2 separate regions of the Homo sapiens genome follow, and region 2 is linked to region 1. A link is an interaction called in ENCODE POLR2A ChIA-PET data of the cell type or tissue named here. Cell type or tissue: PC-9. All regions are shown on one strand. Links, peaks and the distances in the headings refer to the core of each region. The heading gives the core; the rest is flanking DNA. Region 1 overlaps ATP9A (ATPase phospholipid transporting 9A (putative)). Region 2 has its middle 140 kb from the start of LINC01429.

Region 1 (15,574 bases), core at 7,167-12,166:
TCAAGATCTAACCACCTGATCTTAATACTTTTTGAACAACCCCACCTCCCACCACAATTTTCATTTTTCACTGGGTCCCACAAATTATGTAGCTGGTCCAGAAGGGAAGTAAAAACACCCAATAATATCTTCTTATAAAGTGCACAGGAAAACCTGGCCCTGTCCTAAGAACCGAGGCCACAGAACTCTGAACTTTTCCTGTAACACCCCATCTCCAATATCGAGGCTCCAAGATTTTTAAACGCATTTGCAGAAATTCTACAAAGGTAAGAGATTTTTGCAAAAGTTAAGCGGAAAATTCTCTGCCTGCCACATCCTAAATCATTAAAAGTCTTCTAATAAATCTATCCCTTTCAGCTTTCGCCACTTCACCCAAGTCGTCTCTCAATCAGAGTTTGTAACGGGGAACAAATTTCCAATTATTAGAGCTGTTTATTTCTGTAGCGATGGACCCCCAAGCCTTTCATAAGCAAACCTATTGAGCCCAAACCATGCCTTTCATGGATGACAGCTTCAGAATAAGAGCAGTTTGTCTACATTGCAGGGAGAAACCAGATGTTTCCCTTGAGTCGAAACAAGCAAATGACAATTCAGTCAAACTGCAGAATAGCCTACCAAAAAAATTTTTTTTAATAAATTCCAGGGCAGTAATATGTGTGGGCCTATTTTTTGACCCTGAACACCTCCATCTATACTTGTATTTTTCATTGTTCATGCAGGGCACTGATTGCTTTTGTAGATCTCTAACAACAATCTCCATGCACTAACCCTGGTTAATGTATTACTCTTTAACTCACACTCTAATCTAACTGTGACAGTGATGAGTTGTAAATTCTGCTTCATGTGTACATTTCCTGAGGTTGACATTAAAACGCCTCTGCAGACCCAGCAGAGTTCAGAGGTTTAAAGTTGAAATTTTCATATTCAAATAGAGTTGTCTGCATTCCCCAAAGCCAAAGAAAAGACTGTTATTTGAAAACAGGCAAAGAGTTGAAAGGATTATTATAAATAATCACTACCACTTCCTGGGGCTTTTGTTTAAATAGTGGGAACTTAAAAAAAAAAAAAAAAAAGGCTGCAGTTTAAATGTAACAAGTTTATACCCAACAGTGGCTTTTAAAATAAATATATAAATGGTCTTGCCGGTTTATGGTGCCCAGAAATGATGAAGTAGACGAACACCCTTACAGGGGGGAAATAAATACCTTTTGGGAATAACAGTGCAATTTGCAAGTTTGAGTTTCTGGTGTTTTGTTGTTTTTTTTTTTAATTAAACAATAGATCAGTTCACCAATGACTTGTACTAAAATGAAATTGAGTACTTTGAAAGGAAAATCTGAACTTTGTGGATCTTAAATAACTTTATATCTGGGCGGGGCACAGTGGCTCAGGCCTGTAATCCCAGCACTTTGGGAGGCTGAGGCAGGCAGATCACCTGTGGTCAGGAGTTCAAGACCAGCCTGACTGACATGGAGAAACACCGTCTCTACTAAAAATACAAAATTAGCTGGGCATGGTGGCACATGCCTGTAATCCCAGCTACTCGGGAGGCTGAGGCAGGAGAATCGCTTGAACCCAGAAGGCAGAGGTTGTGGTGAGCCGAGATCGCGCCATCGCACTCTAGCCTGGGCAACAAGAGCGAAACTCCATCTCAAAACAAAAAACAAACAAACAAAAAAAAAACTTTATATCTGTACCAGGCAGTATGAAAAAGTATTCAGCAAAATCTGTTATAAGTAAGATTCACTTGTACCTGCTGATGCTCTGAATCTCAGACAAGGGAAATTTGGGAAGGGAATTCTTTGCTCACTGAATTGTCTTTGAGGTCCTTAGTGAAGGATCTTTGCAGCAGTTTTGCTGCAGTAACATTGAAAAGTCTATCCATACCATTCTCTTCTTTAAAAAAAAATCATAATGCATATCTTAGTGTTCTCCATGTCTGGACAGAGCTTATACTTTGAAACATAAGTAGTACTTGGGTTTAGGAATATAAAGTTTCAATTTAATTATTAGCTAAACAATTCCCCATTAATGAATGCACCTTCCCTACATTATTATACCTTCTGATTAACCACAATGACATACAACTCCAAAAAAGAAAAAGGTGCATTCTTAGGTCTTGAAATTTAAGTCACATTAATTGCAATCCTAGATAATGGTACAACATGGGTTTTGTGCTACACTGAAAAATTTGTTGTCTCTTGTTACTCAAGAGATCCTTGAGGTTACAGGTGATTCTGTAAATGAGAAAGAGTAAGCAGAGAGCATCACTCAACTATCTAGAAAGAAGTGGAAAAGGAAAGATATCAGGTCGATTTTTTATACCACATATGTAGGAGAAAGCTGAAGATACGCAAAAGAGCATAGATCTTTGGCTTATGACTTATGGTCAGCCTGCCCAGATGTCCCCAGCAGGAAAGAAGCATCAGCAATTGTGTTAATTATGCCTCTGTTTGCACTTCTTTCAAGGCTAATTGTCCGCTTGCTTCATTTAGTCCTTGATCAGAAGTTAGTCTGGGAAAGCATTCCTGGTATGAACACCCATGGAATTCATCTTGTGAAAATGCAAATCCCATTTTCCTCACCACCTGTGATAATCGAGGCAACCCCCCACCCCCATTAAACTTTTGGTTTGGGGAAGGCAAGTATAAAGAGAAATAATTCCTTCACTAATTATTCTTTTCCAATCCAACCCAATTCTCTTGAGTAACAAAACTAAGTTTTGCTGGGTCTGCTACATCTCCAAGATCTTCTCCTTTCTGGCTTTATTTCCAGTGCCACTGAATGCTATTAATTTAGGAAGACAGCTCTATAATTAAAACCATAAAAACTCATAAAGGTCTAAGAACTGCTCTTAAGTCTCTGATGTTTAAATGTGAATTTGTAAGTAGGAGGAAAGGGATGCTTGTTTATCCAAAAGCACTACCCCATGTGGTTTTCAACAGTTTGTCCATCTGACAATGAGGAGGCTAGATTGATAGGTTTCTTTGGACTCAGAGATGTGTTTTAAAATGACTCAAATCTTAAAAGCACCCCTGTAGCATATGTATTAAGGCTGAACGCTGTAGCAGTTGTTGAGATATTATATGCAAAAGTGCTGAGCTCACCTCCTGGCACATAGTAGGTAACTTGACTTAAAGGCTAAGGTTTTACATGCAAACAAGCCTGGGTTCACATTCCAGCTCTGCCTTTTGCTAGCTCATCATCCAAGACAGGATGCTTTTCCTCTATTTTGTTATAGGGGCCTCAGCCATGAACCTAGCAATGAGTGAGAGAAAGAAATGTTTTCCTTCCCTACATCCACACCCATAAAAGCTACCTTCACAGGGCTATCTAGAAGACTACAGACTAGGCTGGGCACATTGGCTTATGCCTGTAATCCCAACACTTTGGGAAGCCAAGGCAGGAGGATTGCTTGAGCCCAGGAGTTCGAGACTGGCCTGGTAACTTCATCTCTATAAAGAATTAAAAAGTTAGCCAGGTATAGTGACATGCAACTATGGTCCCAGTTACTTGGGAGGCTGAGGTGGGAGAATCACTTAAGTCTGGGAGGTAGAGACTGCAGTGAACTGTGACTGTGCCACTGTACTCCAGCCTGGGTGACAGAGTGAAATCCCATTTCAAAAATAAAGAACGAAAAGAAACTACAGATTAAACCTTATCTAGCACCTGGCTAGCTGATGGCAGGTAGCCTTTCTTCATTTTTTCTCCTGCTTCCTAATTTGAACAGCAGTTTTTCAAACAGCTCAGTGCCACCTTTTTCCTATAGCATGCCTGTACTGTATATGAATTCTTCAAACACAGAATCAACCCTTCCATAGCCTCAGGTTCTCACTGGCCTGTGTGGTCTTCTCTGGAGAGGCTCAGGAAACTTCGCCTAATTGGGAACAGCAAGCTGCTGTTGGAACCTGGGGTTCTGTAGCCTGCCACCCCAGCCGTCACAGGCTGCAGCTTTGCATTCGACTTGATGCTCTTTTTGGAGAACTCTTTACCAGGGCATGCCATCTGGGTCCTGGCCTGAGTTCCATGTTCAGGTGGGTCCCGTACTTGGTTTAATGCCCTGCTGTTGCCATCTTGAGATTCTTAATAATTTCTGAATAAGGGTCCCACATGTTCATTTGCATTGGGTCCCACAAATCATGTAGCCAGTCCTGCTCTCTTCCCTCCTCTAAGACTCAAGATGAAGGTCACCTCTTCTGGAAAGACATCACCAGATTCTCTCTGATGGACTCCCATCACCCCTGGCTCATACCTCCATTAATCCACCCACTGACACTTAAGAAATGCCTGCTTCAATACCATCCACACTGGCCTCTCTCCACCATGCCAAGTCCCAAGGCACAGTGCTGAGCTCTTCCCATGCAAGAGCTTCACTTACAGCAACCCTTTAAGGTAGGTGCTATTATTTTCCCTGATGTAGATTCATTTACTGAGAACTTAAAGGATCTACCCAGGTGGAAGCAGGACTCCTGAACCCTGGCAGAGCAAGTTTGGAGCCACTACTTTCAACTCCTGGGAACGATGCTCAGAACCGAGAATGCAGTGGCCAGAAAAGGGACATTCCTTATGAGGATCACCACACTTATTCCACTTTTTGTAACTATCTGTCTACAGGCCTGAACGCCTCACTGGATTATAACTTCCTGGGACCCCAGGCTCTCACGTTCATCTCTGTGATGCAGAAACCTAGCATAGACTTGGTACATGATGAAGTCTCAACTGTGTTTGTGTGTGTGTGTGTGTAGCGTGTATTTTAGAGATGGAGTCTGGCTCTGTCCCCCAGTCTAGAGTACGGTGATGTGATCATGGCTTACTGCAGTGTTCAACTCCTGGCCTCAAGCAATCCTACCTCAGCCTCCCAAAGTGCTGGCATTACAGGCATGAGCCACTGTGCCCAACCAAATATTTCCTAAAATAATGACTAAAAGGTCATTTCCATGTAGATAGCTAATTTGATTATCAAAGTACTTCAAATACATTTTATTAAGCCATGGCAGTTGTATCAAAAATTAATCCAATTGATGTTGTTCGAGATACACCTTGGCTGGGCACAGTGGCTCACATCTGTAATCCCAGCACTTTGGGAGGGTGAGGCGGGTGCCATCACTTGAGCTCGGGAGTTCAAAACCAGCCTGGGCAACATGGCGAAATCCCATCTCTATGATTTAAAAAAAAAAAAAATGATACACCTTGATTGAAATAAAATTATCTAAAATGTTGAAAACTAAAACAAAGCAACAACAATAAAAAAACCTGTCATCCATTTTTCCTCCCAATAATGAGTTCCTATTAATGAGGATTTTAATTCAGCTGTTTAAAATTACTGGCCAGGCATGGTGGCTCACACCTGTAATCCCAGACCTTTGGGAGGCCGAGGCGGGCGGGTCACTCGAGCCTAGGAGCTCGAGACCAGCCTGGCCAATATGGCGAAACCTCGTCTCTATTAAAAATACAAAAATTAGCCAGGCATGGTGGCGCACACCCGTAATCCCAGCTGCTTGAGTGGCCGAGGCAGGGAGAACTGCTTGAATCCAGGAGGTGGAGGTTGCAGTGAGCTGAGATCACGCTACTGCACTCTAGCCTGGGCGACAGAGCAAGACTCCGTCTCAATAAATAAACAAATAAATAAATAAATAAATCTAGTTTTGAGGCCACATCCAACAAATACAAATGGAGGGACAGGATACAAAGTAACTGCCTTGAAACTGGCCTGTCCTCTTCGAAATGTCAAGATCACGAAAGACAAAGAAAACCGAGGAGCTCTGCCAGGCTAGAGACCAAGGAGAGAGGACAACTAAATATAACTGACAAACCTGGTCTGTTCCTGAACTAAGAAAAAAATGCTATCAAAGGACATTTTAGGGACAAATAGCAAAATTTTAAAAAGGATTGTAAATTAGATTAATAGCAATATATTGATGCTCAATTTATTTGATTTTGGTAATTGTACATAACTGTGTTATATAAGAGAAACGTCCTTCAAGGAATTAAGCACTTAAGTATTTAGGCACAAAAGGGAATGTCTGCAACTTGTCTCAAATGACCCCAGATATACCTATATGTATATGGACATTGGGGGAAACAAAAGTATTAAAAAGCAACTGTGGCCAGGCACAGTGGCTCACACCTGTAATCCCAACACTTTGGGAGGCTGAGGTGGGCCAACTGCCTGAGGTCAGGAGTTCAAGACCAGCCTGGCTAACATGGTGAAACCCCGTCTCTACTAAAAATACAAAAATTAGCAGGGCATGGTGGTGCACACCTGTAATCCCAGCTACTCGGGAGGCTCGGGCAGGAGAATCGCTTCAACCCGGGAGGCAGAGGTTGCAGTGAGCCGAGATCGCGCCATTGCATTCCAGCCTGCGCGAGGGGGTTCGGTGGGGAAGAAAAAAAGCAACTGTGCAGCCTGGGCAACATGGCAACCCCATCTCTAGAAATAAAAAATAGAAATTTAGCAGGGCGTGGTGGTGTGCACCTGTAGTCCCAACTACTCGGAGGCTGAAGTGAGAAGATTGCTTGAGCCTGGAAGGCGGAGGTTGCAGTGAGTCCAGGTCCCACCACTGCACTCCAACCCGGGTGACACAGTGAGATCCTGTCTCTAAATAAATAAATAACTGTGGTGAAATGTCACAATTCATGAATCTGGGTTAAGGGCATATTGGAATTCTCCATATAATTCTTGCAAATTTTTTGCTTGTTAGGAATTATTGCAAAAACAAATTTTAAAATTTAACTACAATAATACAAGTACTGCTATTATTATTCATCATAAAAGGATGTAGCAGGTAGGTAAATACCATGGTCTATAATCTAGTGATCAAGGCATTCTGACTCCTGGCCATTTTCACCCCACAAAATACTGTTGAAAAGAACATTTTAAGACCTCATGTGAGGCCGGGCACAGTGGTTCACACCTGTAATCCCAGTACTCTGGGAGGCTGAGGCAGGTGGATCACCTGAGGTCAGGAGTTCAAGACCAGCCTGGCCAACATGGTGAAACCCCATCTCTACTAAAAATACAAAAAATTAGCTGGGTGTAGTGGCATGTGCCTGTAATCCCAGCTACTCAGGAGGCTGAGGCAGGAGAATCGCTTAAACCCAGGAGGTGGAGGTTGCAGCGAGCGAAGATCGCGACATTGCACTCCAGCTTGGGCAACAAGAGCGAAACTCCGTCTAAAAAAAAAGAAAAAAACTTCATGTGATAGAAAGAAAACAGTCCATCATGAATATACTCATACATACTTATTTCATTTTGCTTTGGAACTTACTAAGTGAAGATGGTGAAGTTTTTGCTCAAGGAAATATTATGAAGGAATTCGACAGGAAAGTCAAAAAAGGCTTCTTTTTCTCCCTCTTCCCTGCAATCTCCCAGTTTAGGTTTGCTACTCTGGCCCTCCCCCCAAAAGCGTATCAAATAACTAAACTCGCCTCGATCACTTTCCAAGCTGACAGTTTCTTCAGTGTTTTGCTGGGCTTTCACAACAAACTGCAGCGCTAGGGTCTGGGTTAATATTCAGAACTGTGTTCTGTTTTCCCTAGAGTGGGATTGGCATAACAATGGACACCAGGGGCCGCAAAGAGAGACCCACAAAGGAAGACAAGTTTTTAATGCTAGAGCCATCTGCCAATTCTCCTTAGGACTTTCTCAAGAGCTGAGTGAAGTTGAAGCAAGAGCTGGGAAGGGGCGTGCAGTGGAGGGCAGAAAAATCATTCACGGGAAAAGCAATTGCAATATGAAAAGAACCAAAGGAGGGTCGAAGCCCGGATGGATGAATGAATGGAATCCGAAGGCCTCTTCTCTTGAGCTCTGAAGAGATCCACCGCACTCTCTCCGATGGGGCTTTTGTTGGTTGCCAAGCGTTTTAAATGTTATAGTAAGAATATGTTATTAAGGGAGGATTTAATATACACGAACCACACACAAAAAAAGCCCTCCAGAAGGGTCTTCTGACTACTCACGCAGAAAGCCCAAGCCACCTGCCTCTGCAAAGATTACACTGATTCTTTTTCTTTTGGTAGCAACATGTCCTAAATACAGTAGTTTAGCATGAATAAAGCATTTCTTTACCAACTCTAAATTCCCCCTTCTCCCAGAGATGTGCATATTTTTAAGACCACCAACCACGACAATGTATTCAAATACCCTAAAACAAAGTATTTTCATACCCTTGGGAAATATAATTAAAATCTGCATTTTTTTTTAGCCCAAAACATACACCTTTGACATTTTTCCCAAAAGGAAAACTCTACTGAAAACCCCGAAGGAACCATGGATGGACTGCTTCCTTGGAAGCATAAAGCACTTAAACAGCAGTTCAGACCTTGGCTCAGGTGCTAAGTCCCTTGGCATCTAACCATCTTATCTCTTTCCAAATTCTCAATTTCCTGAAGGCAAGGCATAGCCTTTATTCCCCTCCACCTCTTTAAACAGCATTAATCCCTGAATGGGATCAGTCATCTTAGGGGACAATCGAATAGACTTTCCTTGGCCAGATTAGCAAACTTTAGGTAACATTCTCTCATTTCTGAATGCAACCTTACAGTAAATCTATTGTAGTCAGACACAGACATCAACAATGGCTGGGTTGTTTTGTGGCTTTTCCACCGTGTGTTTCAGTGGGTTTTTAAGTTCTAGCATTTAAAATGCACATATCTTGCAAGTGGGGGGTCAGTGATTAAAGCTTTTTCATATCCCTGGGAAATATTATTAAAATTTCAATTTCAATTTTTTTTTTTTTTTTTTTTTTGAGATGGAGTTTCCCTCGTCACCCAGGCTGGAGTGCAATGGCGTGATCTTGGCTCACTGCAGCCTCCGCCTCCTAGGTTCAAGTGAGTCTCCTGCCTCAGCCTCCGGAGTAGCTGGGATTACAGATGAATGCAACCATGTCCAGCTAATTTTTGTATTTGTAGCAGAGACAGGGTTTCCACCATGTTGGCCAGGCTGGTCTTTTTTTTTTTTTTTTGAGATGGAGTCTCGCTCTGTCGCCCAGGCTGGAGTGCAGTGGCGCGGTCTATGCTCACTGCAACCTCCGCCTCCCAGGTTCACGCCATTCTCCTGCCTCAGCCTCCCAAGTAGCTGGGACTACAGGCGCCCGCCACCATGCCCGGCTAATTTTTTTTGTATTTTTAGTAGAGACAGGGTTTCACCATGTTAGCCAGGATGGTCTCGATCTCCGGACCTTGTGATCAGCCCGCCTCGGCCTCCCAAAGTGCTGGGATTACAGGCGTGAGCCACTGTACTGGGCCAAAATTTCAATTTTTTGTTTTTGAGCCCAATACATATAACTCTGACATACACAACTGGTCATTTATTTTTGGATCAGACTCCATGCTCTGCAGGCCTCAATTTCCAGGATTTATAAAATGCCTTCAAAGAAATCTTCATGGATGCAGTTATTTATCTAAATCGGTTGCCTTTCTAAAAACTAAAGTAGCAACAGTTTAATCACTGCCAAAAGAGTATCTTTGAAAACAGTTTGCAGCCTCTCATTTGAACAGCAGAGGCGCCCTACTTCCCTCTTCAGCCAGGCGGCAGAACGGGAAAGGGATTAGCCAGCTGGGATGCCAGCACACAAAATGTAATTCCAGGTTTATGACACATAAGTTATTTGACAAGACCAACACCAAGAGGCCTGTGGATGCTGCCAGGGCCTGGTGGGACCCCGTCAACCTGTCATCCAGGGCAGATGGAGGCCTCCCTGGTGCTGGAGTAACCAAGCGACTGTTCCGCCACGTGGCATTCCCACACCTGCGGCCCGGGCCTTGAACTCTTCTCCCCTGACTGTCAGCGGCCCGTGATTGAGCTGCAACCCTGTGGCCCAGGAGCCAGAAGGCTGACCTCGTGCTGTGAGCCGGCTGTAGACCTGGGAGTTGACTTCCTTGTCCCGCACGTAGCATCGGATCTCCTCCACCGCCTCACGGATGACAGTGACGGCCAGCACGAAGCCCTGCAGAGACAGACGACAGTGAGTCTTGCTACAGGCAGTGAGCCCTGCTGCAGCCAACCGTCCCCTCCTGGTGCCAGGGGCAGGAAAGGCGAGAGGTCACTTGGGAGGGCAGGGGGGCAGGACCTGTGAGTTATTCCAAATGCACACGCCGCTGCAAGCCCCCTCTCTGAATCTGTCTTAGGGAACATGCACTCCCAAACACAACCTGTAGAAACACTACCCTAGAGAAACACTCACTGCCACACACACACAAGCACGTCCACATTCACCACCTCAGGGTGAGGGTGACACACACAGGAATACTCAAACTGTCCCTCCACAAGCAAACGATGGTGACTACTAATACTGTCTCTCACCCACCATGTGCTGGGCAGTATTGGAAGTGCACTTCATCCTCATAACAACCCTGAGATATGCTCCTATAACTGAGATCCCCATGCAGATGAGGAAACTGAGGCACAGAGAGGCTGAGTAATCTTGCCCAAAGACATAAAGCTACTAAGTGATAAATGGGAACTGCAATGTAGGAAATCTTAATCTTTACTGCCACTGTATCTAGAGAAACTTAGGTGGATGGAGCCAGTAAGAGGGACCACCAGGCAACAGTTAAACAGAATAAGATACATCCATTGCATTCACAGAGCCAAGTGGAAAAAATCCATCTTTCAGGACATACACTGCAACCCCATTCATATAAATAGCAACAAAGATTCTATACAATTAAATGTTTTCCAATTTCCTTAACTACAGGTTAGATTTCTCTGCCGGGAAGGAGACTAGAATTAGGATAGGGAGGGACTGAAAGGTGCTTCAGCCTATCTGTAATGTCTTCAGTTTTTTGTTTTGTTTGTTTGTTGGAGTCTCACTCTGTCACCAGGCTGGAGTGCAGTGGCTCGATCTCGGCTCACTGCATCCTCCACCTCCCGGGTTCAAGCGATTCTCCTGTCTCAGCCTCTCGAGTAGCTGGGACTACAGGCACGCACCACCACGCCCAGCTAATTTTTGTCTTTTTAGTAGAGACGAGGTTTCACCATATTGGCCAGGATGGTCTCGATCTCTTGACCTCGTGATCCGCCCACCTCAGCCTCCCAAAGTGCTGGGATTACAGGGCTTTTTTGTTTGTTTTGAGATAGGGTCTCGCTCTGTCACCCAGGCAGGAGTGCAGTAGCATGACCTTGGCTCACTGCAATCTCCACCTCCCGGGCTCAAGAGATCCTCCTGCCTCAGCCTCCGGAGTAGCTGGGACCACAGGTGTGTGCGCCACCATGCCTGGCTAATTTTTGTATTTTTGGTAGAGATGGTTTGTTGTTGTTGTTGTTGTCATTGTTACAGAGTCTCACTCTGTTACCCAGGATGGAGTGCAGTGGCACCATCTCGGCTCACTGCAACCTCCGCCTCCCGGGCTCAAGCGATTCTCTTGCCTCAGCCTCCCCAGTAGCTGGTATTACATGCCCACCTAATTTTTGTATTTTTACTAGAGACAGGGTTTCACCATGTTGGCCAGGCTGGTCTTGAACTCCTGACCTCAGGTGATCCACCCGCCTCGGCCTCCCAAAGTGCTGGGATTACCGGCGTGAGCCACCACGCCCAGCAGAGATGGGTTTTTGCCATGTTGCCCAGGCTGGTCCTGAACTCCTGAGCTCACGCAATTCACCCACCTCAGCCTCCCAAAATGCTGGGATTACAGGCATGGGCCACTGCGCCCAGCTGTTTTAAGTTTTTATAAGGAAACTCTATTAAAGTATTAATTGCATAAGTAGAAACTAATAAAAATTTTAAACTTCCCCAACTTTCCTCTGAGTTGGGAACCCCAACTCATAATATCTGGTTGGGTGGAGGGAGTCACCCATAGCAGAATCTACTTCCAATCTAGATTTTTTTCCTCTTGTAATCAATAAAGCCAAAATCATTCATTTATTTTACTTACTTGTTTACAGTCATTCGTTTTCCTTGTCATTCCTTCCCCTATCCCCTTTTAAAGCTTGCCAGGACAGTTATTTTTTAAATACAGTCAGCATAACCACCCAAGGGTTAGCAGTTGTGGTTCTTGGAGAATTTCACTTTCATAGTTTACCCTGTGAAATATATTAACTTCGATTCAAAGGACTTTAAATCTCTTATGTAAATCTATCCAGAGATGTGCTGCTTTGTGAAACTCCTCCCAATGCCCATACATCTTTACAATCAAAGGATTACTCCTGTTTCCAATCAGATGTAAAGTACACACTGCAGCCAAAAGAAACTGGTACATTTCAGAATCAAAGCATAACCAGACCACATAGGGAGTGAGAGAAAACCTGTTCTGTGAGGAGCACGTACCCGGTGTGCAGGGCTGCCCCCTCCACTATGCTGCTATTTTGTTGTTCTGTGCCAAAACCCAAGTTTTCGTTGTTGTTTGTTTTTTCGAATGTTCCAGTTTCTATTTCTCTCTGCGTGGGCCTGGCTAAATCCCATTGATGTTCATGGAAAGTGTGTGCTCATACAAAGACAGGAGCCGCTCACTAACCTCCCTGCTGCAAATAAATACCACCTCCTAAATTATCACGTCTCCCTTCACATATACACACACAGTTCTCATTAATCCTAGGGGCCACGCCATGCCTTAGTATTTTTACTAGAGACAGGGTTTCACCGTATTGGCCAGGCTGGTGAAATTGCCTTACAAAGAGATGCAAATGTAGTCCAGGAATAAATTCCAACCATCCAATTTAGGAGGTCCTTAATATCCATTCACAGATATTTAGAAAGAAGCTTTAATGGGCAGGGGAAGGGGGGCTGTTGAAGGAGGCAGCTGTTGGAGCTGGTGAAGAATCATAGGCAGTGACAACTCACAGACAAGCAACTCTGAAAGTGCAAGCCTCTTTTGCCAAGTTGTACCTCAAAAATAAATTCACTAAAGCAAAGCTAATCTATGGGAGATAGAAATCAGAAAAGCAGTTGCCTGGGGTGGTGGGGGCGGGTGGGGTGATAGGAACAGGCACTGGGGAACTTCCTGGGGTGATGGAAATGTTCCATATCTTGATTGAGGTGGTATTTATGTGGAGGCTGACAAATGTCAAAACTCAATGAACTGAAAACTGAAGATCTGTGTATTTTATGGTATATAGATTATATCTCAATAACAAAAATACTCCACATTTATTTGGTCATCATATAATGTTACAGATTATTTCTGCTCTCCTGAGTTACTTCTCCCCTAACATATTAGTACCAAGAAAAAATTATTAAAAGCTAAAACATGGCTGGGTGTGGTGGCTCACACCTATAATCCCAGCATTTGGGGAGGCTGAGGCGGGAAGATCGCTTGAGCCCAGGAGTTCGAGACCAGCCTGGGCAACATAGGGAGACCCCATCTTTACAAAAACTACAAAAAGAATCAGCTGGTTTCTACAAAAGAAAATAGAAACCTGAAACAGAAAAAAAAAAAAAAATAGCTGGGCATGGTGGCTCGTGCTATGGTCCCAGTTACTCAGGAGGCTGAGGCAGGAGGATTGTCTGAGCCCAGGAGGCAGAGATTGTTGCAGTAAGCAGAGATTGAGCCACTACACTCCAGCCTGGGCGACAGAATGAGACTCTGTCTCAGGGGCAAAAAATTTAAAACTTAACAATGAAAAACATGTCATTAGTGGCAGAATTTAAAAATTAAAATCAGAATGTTTCCTGAGAATTCTATACAGCCACATGAAGCATTTTTACTTGCAGTAATTCATTTAAACCTCCCAACAAACCAAGGCAGTAGAAAGGATCATTCCTTTTTACAGATGACAAAACTGAGGCTCAGAAAAGTAGCCTTGGTTCAAATTACACGACTTCTCAGAGTCAGCTGTCGTGGCTCACACCTGTAATCCCAGTACTTCGGGAGGCCGAGGTGGGCGGATCACCTGAGGTCAGGAGTTCCAGATCAGCCTAGCCAACATGGTGAAACCCCCACCCCTATTAAAAGTACAAAAATTAGCTGGGTGTGGTGGCCACCTGTAATCCCAGCTCCTCGGGTGGCTGAGGCAGGAGAATCGCTTGAACCTGAAAGGCGGAAGTTACAGTGAGCTGAGATCTCACCACTGCACTCCAGCCTGGGTGACAGAGCAAGACTGCCTCAAAAAAAAAAAAAAAAAAAAAAGATCTAAACCCAAACCACTTGGCTCCACAGCCCTCATTCAGAACTGCTGCACTTAAGAGTTGGGTTTGAAATGAGGCAACTTTCAGAGTGGCTAGAAGACGTTTCAAAATGTCTTCTAGCCAAGAACTGAAAATTGACTCTCTACATAAAAATCTATTAAGGAAATCAGCGATGGTCACCTAGAAGTAGATGCTGTCTAATTTTTCACCACAAACCCTTTTTTCTGTAGCTGTTGGAAAGAGAGGCAACAATACAAGACAAATATCCCCCAACTTAGCCATCACAGGAAAAGCTGACTAAAAAGGGTCTACAACGTGGAGACCAACTGCTGGAGGTGCCAAAACCTAGAAACAAGCTATTAACCTGCCTGGCTTCTATCCTAAGCTATAGTCAAAGGGAAAACAGGCCAGTCAGGAGACAGCAGAGGTGGGAGTAGGGGCAGAGAAGGCCTCAGTGGAAATAAATTTTTAAAAAGTCATAATTGCCGAGTGTGGTGGCTCATTCCCATAATCCCAGCACTTTGGGAGGCCAGGGCAGGCAGATCATGAGGTCAGGAGTTCGAGACCAGCCTGGCCAGCATGGTGAAACCCCGTATCCACTAAAAATACAAAACTTAGCCGAGCATGGTGGCGCATGCCTGTAATCTCAGCTACTTAGGGGGCTGAGGCAGGAGAATCACTTGAACCCGGGAGGTGGAGGCTGCAGTGAGCTGAGATCACGCCATTGCACTCCAGCCTGGGTGACAGAGACTCCGTCTCAAAAAAAAAAAAAAGAAAGAAAGAAAAGGAAAAATGTATGCCAAACATGGCTAAGGTCTCCTCCTAACATGCATACCAATGATAGTGTAAATGAGGCTGCAGGGCTGCTCATGTCTGTACCCCAAGACATTGCAGCCAGGGCAATGGATAAGGGGAGGCGGCAGAGACCAGACTGCACATCACGCTTGAGATATAAAAGGCAGGGAGACGGAGAGACACATGGCTGCCTTCGAGGACACCTTGGGATCCCAAATCTATAAAACATGCATCTGCAGAATATATATGGTTTATGTAAGGTAAGTTATAGTATACATAAAATACATGCATAAGTAAGAAGGCACTGGAAGGAAACACACCAGAATCATAAATGGGATATTTTAGGGTAGTAGCTACACAGGTGATTTTCATCACCCTATGTGTGTGTGGGGGGGGGTTGTTTGTTTGGTTGTTTTGGTACTTTAAATATTTCTCCAATATCATGCGATCTTTTCTATTTGAAAAAAGAACAGTGAACAGGAGCAGCTTTGGAGGAGTGGGGGGCAAAAAGAATGGCAGGATCTGGCTTTTAAGATAATTCAAAAGATGTGGCTTGAGTCGAGCGCTCACACCTGTAATCCCAGCACTTTGGGAGGCCAAGGTGGGCGGATCACATGAGGCCAGGAGTTCGAGACCAGCCTGGCCAACATGGTGAAACCCCATCTCTAAAACTACAAAAGTTAGCCAGGTGTGGTGGCCCACATCTGTAATCCCAG
Region 2 (15,574 bases), core at 5,483-10,482, 290 kb after region 1:
AGTGGGAGCCCTGAGCTTGTTTTCCTGCAATGTGATGGTCCCATCTGGGGGTGATGGGAGACAGTGACAGATCTTCAGGCATTAGATTCTCATAAGTGGTGTGCATCCTAGATCCCCTGCATGTGCAGTTCACAATAGGGTTTGTGCTCCTATGAGAATCTAATGCCCGCAGTTAATACAGATGAATCTTTGCTCACTTGCCTGCCGCTCACCTCCTGCTGTGTGGCCTGGTTCCTACTGGTCTGTGGCCCGGGGTTGGGGACGCCTGCGCTGGAGGACGTATGGCAATGTTTGGAGTCATTTTTAGTTGTCACGATTGGAGGATGCTGCTAGGATCTAGCAGGTAGAAGCTGAGATGCTACTAAACACATCATACAAGACGCACGACAGCTCTCTCCCCACCAAATCATCCACTGCAAGTGTCAACAGTGCTGCTGTTAAAAACTCTGTCCTATTTTAGGAAAAGACTACTTTTCTTCTAGAACTCTAAAAAATTATTTTGTTTGCTCTCTAAATTACAAATCATACATGCTCATTGGAAACATAGAAACAATTAGATGTTTATAAAGGAAGACCTGAAAGATTCTCTCCCTAGTTCCGCGCCCTGCGGCAAACACTTATCAACAGTGTGGCATATTCTGCTGCAGCCTTTTCTATTACAGACCTTTGTTACATTGTCAGTCTATCTACTTACATCTTTATCTCTTTTTCTCCCCTTTTCAAAAATAGAAGCCTACACATATTTTCCTTTTTTTTTTTTTTTTTTGAGACAGGTTCTTGCTTTGTCACCCAGGCTGGAGTGCAGTGGCAGATGTATTAGCCTGTTCTCACGCTGCTAATAAAATCATACCTGGGTAATTTATAAAGGAAAGAGGTTTAGTGGACTCACAGTTCCATGTGGCTGGGCAGGCCTCACAATCATGGCAGAAGGCAAAGGAGAAGCAAAGGCACATCATACATGGTGGCAGGAAAGAGAGCTTGTGTATGGGAACTCCCATTTATAAAACCATGAGATCTCGTGAGACTTATTCACTATCATGAGAACAGTATGGGGGAAATCGCTGATTCAGTTATCTCCACCTGGCCCTGCTTTTGACACGTGGGGATTGTTACAATTCAAGGTGAGATCTGGGGACACAGCCAAACCATATCACACAATCATGGCTCACTGCAGCCTTGAACTCCTGGGCTTAAGTGATCCTCCCACCTCAGCCTCCCAGGTAGCTAGGACTACAGGCACACACCATCATGCCCGGCTAATGTTTTGTATTTTTTGTAGAGACAGGATCTCACTATGTTGCCCAGGCTGGTCTTGAATTCCTGGACTCAAGCAATCCTCCCATCTAGGCCTCCCAAAGTGTTGAGATTACAGGCATGAGCCACTGTGCCTGGTCCACATCTTCTTTCACATCTTTTTCATTCAGTGCTGAACTCCAAACCACAAACTTTGCACCTGCTGTTCTTTCTTTCTGGAACAGTCTTCCCCCAGGTATCTGTAGACCTGCATCCCTGGATGTATTAAAATCTGAGCATATCTTCTCCTTAAAAGGGAGCTCCCTGACTTCCCTCTGTAAACCATTTCCTCTTCTAACTCCTCCTTTTTTTTTTAGATGGAGTTTCACTCTCACTCTGTTGCCAGGCTGGAGTGCAGTGGCGCAATCTCGGCTCAATGCAACCTCCACCCGCTGGGTTCAAGCGATTCTCCTGCCTCAGCCTCCCAAGAAGCTGGGATTACAGGCATGCGCCACCACACCCAGCTAATTTTTGTATTTTTAGTAGAGACAGGGTTTCACCATGTTGGCCAAGATGGTCTTAATCTCCTGACCTCGTGATCTGCCTGCCTGGGCCTCCCAAAGTGCTGGGATTACAGGCGTGAGCCACCGCGCCCGGCCTCCACCTCCTCTTCTTACCCGGTGTGACTTTTTTAGTTTTTTTTTGCAGGTCTCCTCTCTGACACGTGGGCAGATGCTTCTTAGCTTGTTTGCTGGTTGCGCCCTTCCTAGAATGCTGGCTCCATGGTGGCAGAAATTGTGTCTGTCTTTCATAATGTGTGTCCCCAGCACCTAAAGCAGAGTCTGGCACCTAATAGACACTCAATAAATATTTATTATTGGCCGGGCACGGTGGCTCACGCCTGTAATCCCAGCACTTTGGGAGGCCAAGGTAGGGAGATCACTGGAGGTCAGGAGTTCGAGACCAGCCTGGCCAACATGGTGAAACCTCATCTCTACCAAAGATACCTTTGGGTGTGGTGGCACGCTTGAACCCAGGAGGCAGAGGTTGCAGTGAGCCAAGATCATGCCATTGCACTCCAGCCTGGGCAACAGGGTGAGACTCTGTCTCAAATAAATAAATAAAATAAATAAAATTTATTATAATCAACAAATGGATAAATGAAAGAACAATGAATGTATCATATATATCCGTTGATGTCCATGTATGCAAATAAAAACATATCTCATTCCCTTTGATGGCTACCCAATATTCATTTTACTATTCTCTCTCTCCTTTTTTTTTTTTTTTTATTTGGACATGATTGGCTCTGTCACCCAGGCTGGAATGCAATGGTGCAATCTCTGCTCACTGCAACTTCCACCTCCCAGGCTCAAACGATCCTCCCATCTCAGCCTCCTGAGTAGCTGGGACCAAAGGCACACACCACCATGCCCGCCTAATTTTTGGTAGAGACGGGGTCTCACCATGTTGCCCAGGCTGGTCTCAACTCCTGAGCTCCAGCAATCTGCCCATCTCGGCCTCTCAAAGTGCTGGGATTACAGGCCTGAGCCACCGCACCTGGCCATTTTACTATTTTCAAGTTGATGAAAACATAAGTTGTCGTATTTTTTCCTTTTGTGGGGGACAAATGGGAGTGATTTTATGAATCATGCCACAATGAGCATCTTATACACATATTTATACACTTGTGCAGGAATTTCTGTAGGCTAGATTCCCAGAAGCAGAATTGTGGATCAAATGTAAACTTTTTATCAGAGTTGCTACAAATTTGAGTTCCAAAAGTAGAATGCCCTTTTCTTGTCTTTCCTCATCAACACTGGATAATTAGAACTAACATTAATTAACACTATGTTCTAAGCCCTTTACATGTGTTAATCTAATTAATTCTTAGATAAATCAGAAAATGATAATAGTAAGTGATTATAGGAAATGATTATATAGGACATGCTGAACACTGTCCTAAGTGTTTTTGTTTTGTTTTGTTTTCTGTTTTTTGAGACAGAGTTTTGCTCTTGTCACCCAGGCTGGAGTGCAATGGCGCCATCTCAGCTCACTGCAACCTCCGCGTTCAAGCAATTCTCCTGCCTTAGGCTCCCGAGTATCTGGGATTACAGGCGCATGCCACCATGCCTGGCTAGTTTTTGTATTTTTAGTAGAGACAAGGTTTCATCATGTTGGCCAGGCTGGTCTTGAACTCCTGACCTCGGCTGATCTGCCAACCTCAACCTCCCAAAGTGCTGGGATTACAGGTGTGAGCCACCACCCCGGGCCCTAAGTGTTTTATGTACATCATCTCACTTAGTCCTTGTAAAAATCCTCTGGGGTGGATATTATTATTATTATTATCATTTTACAGATGAGAAACTCAAGCATGAAACCTTAGGTCTAGTAATTTCTCCAGGATCCGACAGCCAAGAAGTGGGACAGGCCAGGTTGGATCAGAAAGTCCGGTTATAGAATCCTTACTGTAAACCACGCTTCTATCTTCCTTCTCCATGGGTAAGAGCAATGATTGTCTCCATTTTACAGAGAGGAAAACTGAGGTACAAAGAAGCTAGGAAACTTGGCCAAAAATATTATCAATCTTTTTAATTGGTGCAAATGTGATGGGTGAGAAATGGTATCTTATGGTTCTACTCTCTAAAGATATCTCTTATTCTTTTCTTCTTTGAATTTGAAAACAATTTAATTCCTTATTTGGATAAAGTAAATTTCTCAACTGATAAAATATGTATCCTGTTTAAATATAAGTGTCTGGGCTGGGCGCGGTGACTCACGCCTGTAATCCCAGCACTTTGGGAGGCCGAGGCGGGTGGATCACAAGGTCAGGAGATCGAGACCATCGTGGCTAACACGGTGAAACCCCGTCTCTACTAAAAAATACAAAAAATTAGCCAGGCGTCGTGGCGGGCGCCTGTAGTCCCAGTTACTCGGGAGGCTGAGGCAGGAGAATGGCGTGAACCCGGGAGGCGGAGCTTGCAGTGAGCCCAGATCGCGCCACTGCACTCCAGCCTGGGCGACAGAGCGAGACTCCGTCTCAAAATTAAATAAATAAATAAATAAATAAATAAATAAATAAATAAATAAATAAATAAATAAATGTGTCTGTAAAATGTGAATTCTTTTGCCATCTAGATCCAAATCATTAAAATAAATTCAGATTTCTTTTTACTCCTAAAATGCCTCTTAATAGGGACAGTCATGGTGGCTTACGCCTGTAATCCCAGCACTTTGGGAGACCGAGGCGGGCAGATCACCTGAGGTCGGGAGTTGGAGACCAGCCTGACCAACATGGAGAAACCCCTTATCTACTAAAAAAAAAAAAAATACAAAATTAGCCGGGTGTGGTGGTGCATGCCTGTAATCCCAGCTACTCGGGAGGCTGAGGCAGGAGAATTTCTTGAACCCGGGAGGCAGAGGTTGCAGTGAGACAAGATCGTGCCATTGCACTCTAGCCTAGGCAACAGGAGTGAAACTCTGTCTCAAAAAAAAAAAAAAGCCTCTTAATATCATTTTTTAATTTTGTTGAGATTCATAGGCGCGAGCCACTGTGCCTGGCCCATATTTTTATTTTTATTTTAAAGAGATGGGGTCTCCCTATGTTGCCCAGGCTGGTCTTGAACTCCTGGACTCAAGCTGTCTTCTGACCTCAGCTCCCAAAGTGCTGTGATTACTGGCATGAGCTACCATGCCTGGCGTCCGTTTTTTTTTTTTTTTTTTTGAGACGGAGTGGCACTCTGTCGCCCGCCCAGGCTGGAGGGCAGTGGCACCATCTCAGCTCACTACAAGCTCCGCCTCCCGGGTTCACGCCACTCTCCTGCCTCAGCGTCCCGAGTAGCTGGGACGACAGGTGCCCGCCACCACACCTGGCTAATTTTTTGTATTTTTAGTAGAGACGGGGTTTCACCGTGTTAGCCAGGATGGTCTCGATCTCCTGACCTCGTGATCCGCCTGCCTCAGCCTCCCACATATTTTTAAGTTAAAGTAATTTAAAGAGACAATAATTTTCTTGAGAGATAAATCGCAAATAAATTTTTTGAGAGATAAGTCACAAAAATATTTGAATTTGCAAGTTTATAATAGCCTGAATGTAACATGGTAGTCTGGGTTTGATCCTAGACAAGGATATTAGTGGAAAAACTGGGGAAATCCAGGAAGCCTGGAGTTTAGTTAATAGTCTTTGTCCAATATTAATTTCTTAGTTTGGACAAATGTACCCTTGGTAGGCAAGATGTTACTGTTAGGGGAAGTGAGGTGACAGGAGCTCTCTGTATTAACTTTGCAACTTTTCTATACTTCTAACAATTATTCCAGCTAAAAAGTATATTTTAAATGAGTGTTGAAGGCTATTTTTCAGATCTGTAAACACACTCCCAATGCGGTTAGGCAAACATGGGAAACACCTGGCCATGGCCACATTATGGTAAAAAGAAAAAAAAGATCTCTGTGATCCTTCTGCTGGACAAAAGGGTATATTTAGCCTCAGATTTTTTGCGGTGACCTTTGCATTCTGAAATGAATTAGAGGTTTACGTGTCAGAATGTAAAGAGCAGGAAACCAGGAAGTTGATGGGGAACGACTTTCCTGTTGTATTTCACTTGTTTACATACAGCAGCATCACCGAGAGCAGAGATTTTGCTAGATTATGTTGACATCACATATCCCTGATCCACCACTGGGGGCTGAAAGCAGCATGCACCACCCCCAGCCAAACTGCTGGAAATTCCTGCATGAAATTTCAATCGCATGGTTTAGCTGTATTATTATTATTATTATTAGCTGGGTTATTATTGTTATTATTAGCCGTATTATTATTATCATTATTTTAGCTGAGTTATCTTAATTTGCTCTTTTTCTCTGGCTATTTTGATCTGAAATGAATTACTTATCTTTTCTCTTGTGGGCAGTAAAGAAGTTCTTTTTGTCTCAAATACAATCTAAGATAAATTTTGGAAAGCAAACCATGCTCCTTGACAAACAACTTCGTGTTCACCTCTCTTCATGGTAAACATTGGAAATGTGAACATCTCTGTTTGTCTCTCGTTTGTTCTTTAACAAATGTAACATTTTCAATACAGATAACAAAAAGTCCAATTTCAGAGAATTCTGCCTATCTAGCTCACCCCTCTATACCAGGATCATCAGCATCAGACACTCATATTTGTAGGATAGACAAATGAAGAGGAAGAAAATGTCATATAATATTCTTGCATTTAAGATCTTTAGGAAGGATAAAAGCATATTTCTCTGCAGGAATGTTAAAGTAGCATATTTGACAATGTGATTACAGGAGAGTATGTGTTGCCTTTAATATTCGTTTTTTAGGAATAGTCTTTATTCTAAGCCATTTCCATGTTAATTTGAGGAAGAGGTTATTTTCCACCTTATCACTCAAATCTGACGATGTTTGGCTTCTCAGAAATATCAAAATGCTTACATTTTGTTTTCATTCGTGAAACAAATGTATGGGTTTTGGTTGGGCTTGGACTCAAATGGCATTTTAAAACAGGAGCATATGTTTCGGGAGCAATTAGCGATTGTTTAATATAACGACCCTGCAGGCTGGAAAGGCTGCAGGTCAGAATTGTTAACAGGCAAAGCAATGAAAAATAGTAAAGCATTAGCAGATAGCGTAAATAGTCAAATTTGACCTCCAAAGGTCAAGAGAGAACTAAATAATTTGGTCGCAGCACTGACTGATTTAAATCAATGCAATCCCAATTTCCTTTTTTGCCGGTTTGCCTTTGGTATTCCACGGTCTAGTACTCGCCAGGAGTCAGGAGAGAGAACAGGGTAGGGTCTACTCAGTGATATAATTTTACTAAATGTGGGTGGTTTCGAGAGAAAAAATAGCCAAAAGTATTTCAAGGACCAAATGAAATTATTTAAACAGAACGCCATTGTGTCTGTCCTCTTAACTACTTGGTTTTGTTTCTCTAAGGATGATTTATGATGGTAACACCGATACAAATACATAATTAACCATGGGAGCATTTTGCATCTCAGGTTTCCCACATTTTTTCTCATTTGTAGGCTTCTTAGATTTAAAATTATACCTTTACCCTATGAAACTGAAAAATCAGCAAAATTCGTAAATTGCTAGACCAAATAAGTTTTTATCTTTTTTAAAGTGTGAAAAAATGATCCCCTGAATTCTTTTGGATTTCTACCTAATTTTTTTTTTTTAGTGGAATGATTCCCTCCCTCTTGACTGCTTCTGTCTTCTATTTTTTCATGTAGGACTCTTCTTCGTCATCCCTCACATAGATAATATGTGGCTTACTCAAATTTATTTTTAAGGTACTATATCCTGTTTTGATCAGGAAAAGTATATTTTAAAGAAAAAAAAATCTTTTGGTGATTACAAAATCACTTTAAGACCCAGGGGGAACTATGCCTCAGTGACAAAACAAATTTGCCACAAATCATTGTACAAAAGAACAGCAGGACCTAAGCCTAAACTCGGGGACCGCTCCCATTCATCTTTCATTTGTTTTGGAAACTCCACCCTCCTCCTGCCATGTTCAATATCTAATTGGCATTCTGACCCTTCAGATAACTCAACATCTGCTACTCTGATGCATCTTGGAAACTCTTTGTTCCCGTAAGGCGGAGTTCAAGGGGCTCTCTTCACTGATACACAAGATTCATGCATGCTATTGTGTACGCAGCTTCTGGTGCTGAATGGAGACAAAACTTTTGCAAGCTAATATGAAAAATGAAGTGACTCTCATATTCTAACCAAATCATCTTCAGCAGGTTTAAAATTATGCATGGCTGGACAAGACAGCAGTGCATTAACCAAACAATTAAGCTTCGCTTCTTTCATAAGCAATTTAAGGCTGGAATCCACGTATCTATTTTTACTGTGACTTGTTTGCATATTTTGGCCTGATAGCCTTTGTTTTTCTCTATTATGAGGCAACATATGTACTGATGTTTAATCTCCTAAAACAGATTATGTAGATATAAACTAGGATTTTTTTTTAAGCAGAATCACACAGGTGATTGATTTTTCAATGTATTATTTCATTGAATCCAAGATACTACAAACTGTACATTTTAGAATTATTTTTAGGTACTATAAAGAAAGAAAAACTTATACTAACCAATCTGTGATATGCCTTTGATTCTAAGACGTAGGCCTAATATCTGAGATGTAAAAATGTGAAAAAAAATGCATATCTGGGACTGATGCAATTTGCTAGTAGGTGCACACCCTCGCACAGTTTTGTGGGAGAGATTATGCAATTTATGTTTCTGCAATTTACCAGGAAACCTGCCATCTGCTTCAGCTGTGTTTCTTTCCTTTGGTGGCTGGGTTTTGCTGAGGGATGTCCAGTGGCTTTCCTCTACCTTTCGGTTTTCAGACTCATCTAAGGAAGATCCCCTGGTACCACTTGCTAAGATTGTGTACCCTGGGCTGCAAGTCAGAATCACAGTATGGGCAACTGGTTTCCTTTTATTATTTTACTGAGCAGCTTGGTTTAGGGTCAGTAGGATTTTATTATCTTCTGGGAAGAATTAAAAGACCCACAATGAGCTGAGAAGGTTTTCGGTCCTTTTTTTAAAAGTGTCAGCCATATTTCCCCCCATAATACTTGCATGTGAAAGTTATCTTAAGTTTTGTACCAGCCTAGAAGATTCTACTAGTCTATTGCTAATAGTTTAGGCTTCAGGAGAAGCCAACAAAAGGGTATGAGAAATAATCAAGCCATCAGGAATGTAGGGAAGTTTTACCAAAAACAACAAAAAAACAAAAAAAATCAAGTAACTGGGCCGGGCATGGCAGCTCATGTCTGTAATCCCAGCCCTTTGGGAAGCCAAGGCAGGAGGTCACTTGTGGTGAGGAGTTTGAGACTAGACTGGGCAGCAAAGCAACAGCCCGTCTCTACAAAAATAAACATAAAAATTAGCTGGGGGTGGTGGCACGAACCTGTAGTCCCAGCTACTCGGGAGGCTGAGGTGGGAGGATCCCTTGAGGCCAGAAGTTCCAGGCTGCAGTGAGCTATGTTCATGCCACTGCACCCTCGCGGGGGTGACAGAGTGAGACTCCGCCTCTAAAAAAATAAAAATCAAGTAACTGATTTTTTTTCCCCTTGGTTTAAATGGTCATGAGGGGTGTTATGTTTTGGTTCAAATCTCTGCTCTGCCTTTTTCTAGCTAGGAGACTTTTGGGCAAAGGTTTGCATTTTTGTAATAGGGAGCAATATTCACCTAGCAAGATTAAATGAGTGAATGCATATAACATGTTTAGCTGAGTGTTCTGTGCATATTGTTAATTGTCATTATTCCTGCTTTTGTTAGACACAGTCGCTTTTGACCCAAAGCTGCCAAAATTTCATGCTGGTTCCCAAACAGATGCACTGTTCTCCTGACATAGCCTGGAATTCCTCAAAGGGTAAACTCTCACTACTGTTATTAGGATTATTATGAGTAATGTGCTTTTCTTTGTCTCTGTCAGTCCTTCCTTCAAAACTGTAAATCAGTATTTTTCTATATCTAGCTGCAATAACTGCAAATCATCAGGCAAAATGTCTACATGTGCTCCCTTTCCTCTTTCTTTCTTTCTTTCTTTCTTTTGAGGTGGAGTCTCGCTTTGTTGCTTAGTCTGGAGTGCAGTGGCACAATCTCGGCTCACTGCAACCTTCGCCTCCCGGGTTCAAGCAATTCTCCTGTCTCAGTCTTCCAGGTAGCTGGGATTATAGGCATGCATCACCATGCCCGGCTAATTTTTGTATTTTTAGTAAAGATGGGGTTTTCACCATGTTGGCCAGGCTGGTATCAAACTCCTGACCTCAGGTGATCCACCTGCCTTGGCCTCCCAAAGTGCTGGGATTATAGACATGAGCCACTGTGCCAGGCCACCCTTTCTTATTTCTAAGTCCTGTTTATGAGTATTATTTTCTAGGGCTTTTATTGTTTAAATGCTGGTCTTTCTTTCCTAATAAGTTGAAACAGCTACATAATCAATGACCTATCTTTTGGTCTTCATCCATCATTGTCATCTTTTGACTATGAGCATTATTTGTTAAAATTTCTGAACAGGGTGAAACATGCTGATAATCAGAGATTTTGCTTTGGCTTGATACATTTCTGTGTGTGAACAACTGGGGACAAAAAGATAAAAGAGACATGGTTTTTGCTGGGGAGAAATGCATAGTAGGGAGGGCAAAACCCCCAACCCAGCTATTTAATTTATTTACTTTTTAGGACCTTTTAAAACATCTCATTAGCCACCAGACAGGCAGGGCTGGGACTAGAGGGAGGCAGAAAATTTAAGGGGCTGTAAAAAAAACTCAGTAATCAAGATAAATAATATTTCATTGCAATGTTTTGCTCTGCCACTTTTTAGCTATGCGGCTTTGGACAAATTACTCACCTTTTATGTCTAATCTGTCAAATGGAAGGAATGTTCACCTGAGTTGTTATGGATTAAATGAGGTTCAACATTTCCTGATCTGAAATGCTTGGAGCCAGAAGTACTTCGGTTTTGGAATATTTTCAGATTTTGGAATATTTCCATTATACTTGAATTTGAAAACCTGAAATCTGAAATCTCCAGTGAGCATTTCCTTTGAGTGTCATGTGGGTGTTCAAGAAAGCTTCAGCCTTTGGAGCATTTTGGATTTGTGATATTTAACCAGTAATACATACAATTGCTCAGTGCCCAACAAAAGTCCAAGATGAGCGAAATTCCAAAATTTTAGATAAAGAACAGAATCTGTGAGCAAGATTTCACTGAGTGAGTTTTGAAAAAAATCCAAATGGGTCATTTGGAGCAAAATAACTAACAAGGATTCTGATGCCAAGTAAGGGCAGGCAAGCAAGGCTTGTGCGGATCGTCCTTGTCTCCTCTTTTCTCCTCTCCTTTGTTAAAAACAGGTATCAGGCTGGGCCGGGCACGGTGGCTCATGCCTGTAATCCCAGCACTTTGGGAGGCTGAGGCAGGTGGATCACCTGAGGTCAGAGATCGAGATCATCCTGGCTAACACGGTGAAACCCCGTCTCTACTAAAAGTACAAAAAAATTAGCCAGACTTGGTGGCGGGCGCCTGTAGTCCCAGCTACTTGGGAGGTTGAGGCAGGAGAATGGCCTGAACCCGGGAGGCGGAGCTTGCAGTGAGCCGAGATCGCACCACTGCACTCCAGCCTGGGCGACAGAGCGAGACTCCGTCTCAAAAACAAAAACAAACAAACAAACAAACAAACAAACAAAAAACAGGTATCAGGCTGGGCGCCGTGACTCACGCCTGTAATCCCAGCACTTTGGGAGGCCGAGGCAGGTCGATCACTTGAGTCAGGAGTTGAAGACCAGCCTGGACAACATGGTGAAACCCCATCTCTACTAAAAATATAAAAATTAGCTGAGCATGGCGTTGCCTGCCTGTAGTCCCAGCTACATGGGAGGCTGAGGCATGAGAATCACTTGAACCTGGGAGGTGGAGGTTGCAGTGAGCTGAGATCGCGCCACTGCACTCCAGCCTGGGTGACAGAGCAAGACTTCATCTGAAAAAAAAGGTGACCGGACACAGTGGCTCATGCCTGCAATCCCAGCACTTTGGGAAGCCGAGATGGGTGGATAGCCTGAGGTCAGGAGTTCAAGACCAGCCTGGCCAACATGGTGAAATCCCATCTCTACTAAAATACAAAAATTAGCCAGGTGTGGTGGCGGGTGTCTGTAATCCCAGCTGCTCAGGAGGCTGAGGCAGGAGAATTGCTTGAACCTAGGAGGTGGAGGTTGCAGTGAGCCAAGATTATGTCACTGCACTCCAGCCTGGGCAACAGAGTGAGACTCCATCTCAAAAAGAAAAGGAAAAAAAAAGGGGAGGGGGTTATCAAGCAGTGCATAGGATCTAAAATTTGATTTCCTTAAGTTCAAATTCTGGATCTATGACTTATTAGCTGGGTGGCCTTAAGAAATTTACTTAACCTCTCTGAACCACACTTTCCTCATCTGTAAAAGAGGGGCAATGAAATAGATCTCACATAAGGACTAAATGAGATCGTCTGTGGAGAGCAAGCACTCAGTCAGGGGCAGCGGTGTTGCTAACGAGACAGTGCAACCCAAAAAAGAAAACCATCATCTCAGTTTACTCAGCTTCTGCTTGCCACTGACGGTGCCGGCCACCACTTTCTGAAGGGCGTCTCTGCCTCATCCATGCAGATAAGATTGTGTTCATGGCCGGGCGTGGTTGCTCACACCTGTAATCCCAGCACTTTGGGAGGCCTAGGCAGGTGGATCACTTGAACCTAGGAGTTTGATACCAGCCCGGGCAACATAGCGAGATCCTGTCTCTACAGAAAATAAAAATTAGCCAAGCATAGTGGCGTGTACCTGTAGTCCCAGCTACTCAGAAGGCTGAGGTGGAAGGATTGCTTGAGCCTGGAAGTTTGAGGCTGCAATGAGCTGTGATTGCATCACTCCACTCCAGCCTGGGCGACAAACCGAGAACTTGTCTCAAAAAAAAGAGAATGTGTTCATGATTTAGTGCACTTACAAAGCATGGCCAGGTCACAGAACCAACTGATGTAGAACTCTGAATTTTCACACCAACACTGACACTTTCTGGAACTTTTCTTTTTTTTGAGACTACAGGTGTACACCACCACACCCGGCTAATTTTTGTAGTTTTTGTAGAGATGGGGTTTCGCCACGTTGTCCAGGCTGGTCTTGAACTCCTGAGCTCAAGGGATCCACTTGCCTCAGCTTCTCAGAGTGCTGGGATTACAGGTGTGAGCCACGCACCTGGCCTCTTTGGAACATTTAAAAAAGCTTATTATTACAATTATTATAATTGTTTTGGCAAAAATATTCGAACACACCTAAAAGTAGAGTGAATAGTACTACGGACCCTCATAGGCCATTATCCAGATTCAGTAATTAAGATTTTGCAACACTTACTTCAGAGAGTCTCCTCTCCTTACCCCACCTTTATATTTTAAAGCATATCACACTGTAGGATGACTATAGTTAATCAAAACATGTTATATGGTTTCAAATAGTTAGAAGGAAGATACTGAATATTCCCAGTGCAAAGAATGATACAAAGATGATGGACATGACTAACTACCCTGATCTGATCACTATACATTATATGTATCACAACATCACTATGTACCGCATAAATGTGCTCAATTATTATTTTAAAAGTTTTTAAAAAGTGTATCATATAATTTAAAAAGTTTTTTAAAAATGCATCATTGGGCTGGGTGTGGTGGCTCATGCCTGTAATCCCAGCACTTTGGGAGGCTGAGGCGGGTGGATCACCTGAGGTCAGGAGTTCAAGACCAGCCTGGCCAACATGGTGAAACCCTGTCTCTACTAAAAATACAAAAAATTTAGCCAGGCCTGGTGGCAGATGCCTGTAACCCCAGCTACTCGGGAGACTGAGGTAGGAGAATCACTTGAACCCGGAAGGCGGAGGTTGCAGTGACCCGAGATTGCACCACTGCACTCCAGTCTGGGGAACAAGAGTGAAACTCCGTCTCAAAAAAAAAAAAAAAAAAAAAAAGCATCCTTGACTTCGTGTCATTTTACCCTATACACTTAGTATTCATCAATGTTTTTAAAGTTTATTAAAGAAAACTCCCACACAATGCCATTATCTTGTCCAACAAAACAAACAATGTTTCCTTGATATCATCTACTACCCAAAGGTCCTCAGCATCTCAAAAATGCCTGCTTTACCCTGGATTTGATGGAATCAGGATCCAAGCAAGATCTGCCCCACTGCATTTGGTTGTCAAATGAAACCCTTTTCTATAAGAACTCTCAGCAGGCAACTGTTGAATTTCTAAACTCTTCAGTTTCTCTGGCTCACAAGCACAGAACACAAACAAACAAACAAAATCCCAACCTATTTTTCAAACTTGTTATTCAAGGGGAAGAGTGTCAAGCTAGAGGCCCTGCAAGCAGCAGAAGGGGCGGTTAAGAAGTGTGTTGGGAGAGATTGTGTTCCTTCGCAGCATGGTGAGCCTCCCAGACTGGATCCAACCTCGTATCCAGGTGTTGGGCCTCAATCCCACTTGAGCCGTTGTTTATCGCCCTCCCGTGGATTAATCCCCTGTCAGTTAGGCCAGAGAAGCTCTGGAGAAGGCCTGCGTAGCATCCCATGTGTCAAGGCCCCCTTTGATACACTTTATCTGCCCTTATCCCTTCAGACGCGCCATGACTCCTCTGCTGGTCATGGCCTCGGAGCTTTAGAATCTCTGCACAGTGACTGACATCCCTCCTATGGAGGAAAGGCAGGGGATTTTTCTTTTTTGGACGGCAATCATTGTTGATCTGATAAGATGTTTTTCAGGGAATCAAATGTCAAACCGGGAGTGCTGTGAGTCCGGGATGAAGTAGCAGTTACAGGACTAAGCAGCTTTGCCTATTCATTTTGACTGCAAGGACACCTCCTTGGTCTTGTCGAAACTGTGGACCTCATTTTGTTTATTTATTTATTTATTTTTGGATGGGGAGAGGGTGATCCAGAAAAAGTGATGCATGAATACGGTTTCAAATCCTTGTGGGAATTAACACATTGTCATATATTCAAATTTCAATGCTATACTATCATAACTATTCACCCGAGGAAAAAGGAAGGTTACTGCATTTTGTTGTACAATAAATATAAATGTAGTAATGTTAATTAATTAAATCAATGTGGTTGGTTGCATGTTGTTTTTTAGTGGTGACTGCTGCTCTTATTAGTTTTCATACATTTAAAATGATTGTTTTACAATTTTCAATCAAATTTTAATTATACAACGAATGCATAAATCCAATTTGTTCTGTAAAAACATGCATGCTTCAGAAATAAAGCTAAAAGTCTTTGATCACCATCCCTAAATTCAGTCCCCATCCCCTTAAGAGGGATCAGTTGCTATCAGGTTGCTATATACAAATAACAGACCTTTATTTCTATGCAAGTACATCCATACATATGTTTTAGGCTTAATTCAGAAATTCTTCCTGGAGTCAATATATGTGTGCTTCATAATTTTTGCCTCCTGAAGATCATGGTAATGCATTTCAGGAGCTATTGTCAAAAAGTGTTAATACACCAATTTGTTGATGCATTGTACAAAATCTAGCCAGCTGTACACATCTTGGCAGGTGTACCCAAATGAACCACTCTTGTTCCCTCTGGAACAAAATTGGAATTGTTAGACAGAATTCCAATATGATACTGAACATCAACATGTTTGAACAAATGCTGAAAATGGCAATTCTCTCACCTCCAGCCTTAAATCTTAGATTCCTAAAATTGACCATCGAAGTTGAATGAAAATAAATTTTCCTAAAGCAAGGAGCCCCATTCACCTAACTTCTGCCCTCTCCTGTTAAT

Evidence for each region. Peaks named below come from ENCODE experiments on the same cell type or tissue, not always from the same donor. Only the 100,000 strongest peaks of a DNase experiment are listed, where the experiment ranks them.
Region 2: POLR2A ChIA-PET joins it to region 1 with 13 read pairs; 1 of 35 experiments calls an interaction of 5 or more read pairs at or near these places.

The regions. Positions count from the first base shown.
Region 1 is chr20:51,703,128-51,718,701 of GRCh38, forward strand. It overlaps ATP9A (ATPase phospholipid transporting 9A (putative)), which reads right to left. Exons shown (of 28, transcript NM_006045.3): 4 at 9,839-9,947. Among named protein-coding and RNA genes, the nearest start is that of ATP9A, 57 kb to the right of the region's middle. RefSeq lists enhancers at 2,158-2,716, 3,789-4,288, 7,366-7,911, 9,807-10,317. In PC-9, for the core only: CTCF peaks have their summits at 9,502 and 9,701; a DNase peak (open chromatin) is centred at 9,584.
Region 2 is chr20:51,996,415-52,011,988 of GRCh38, forward strand. No RefSeq gene overlaps it. Among named protein-coding and RNA genes, the nearest start is that of LINC01429, 140 kb to the left of the region's middle. In PC-9, for the core only: no CTCF peak of the experiment used is centred there; DNase peaks (open chromatin) are centred at 5,777 and 8,477; H3K27ac peaks cover 879 bases.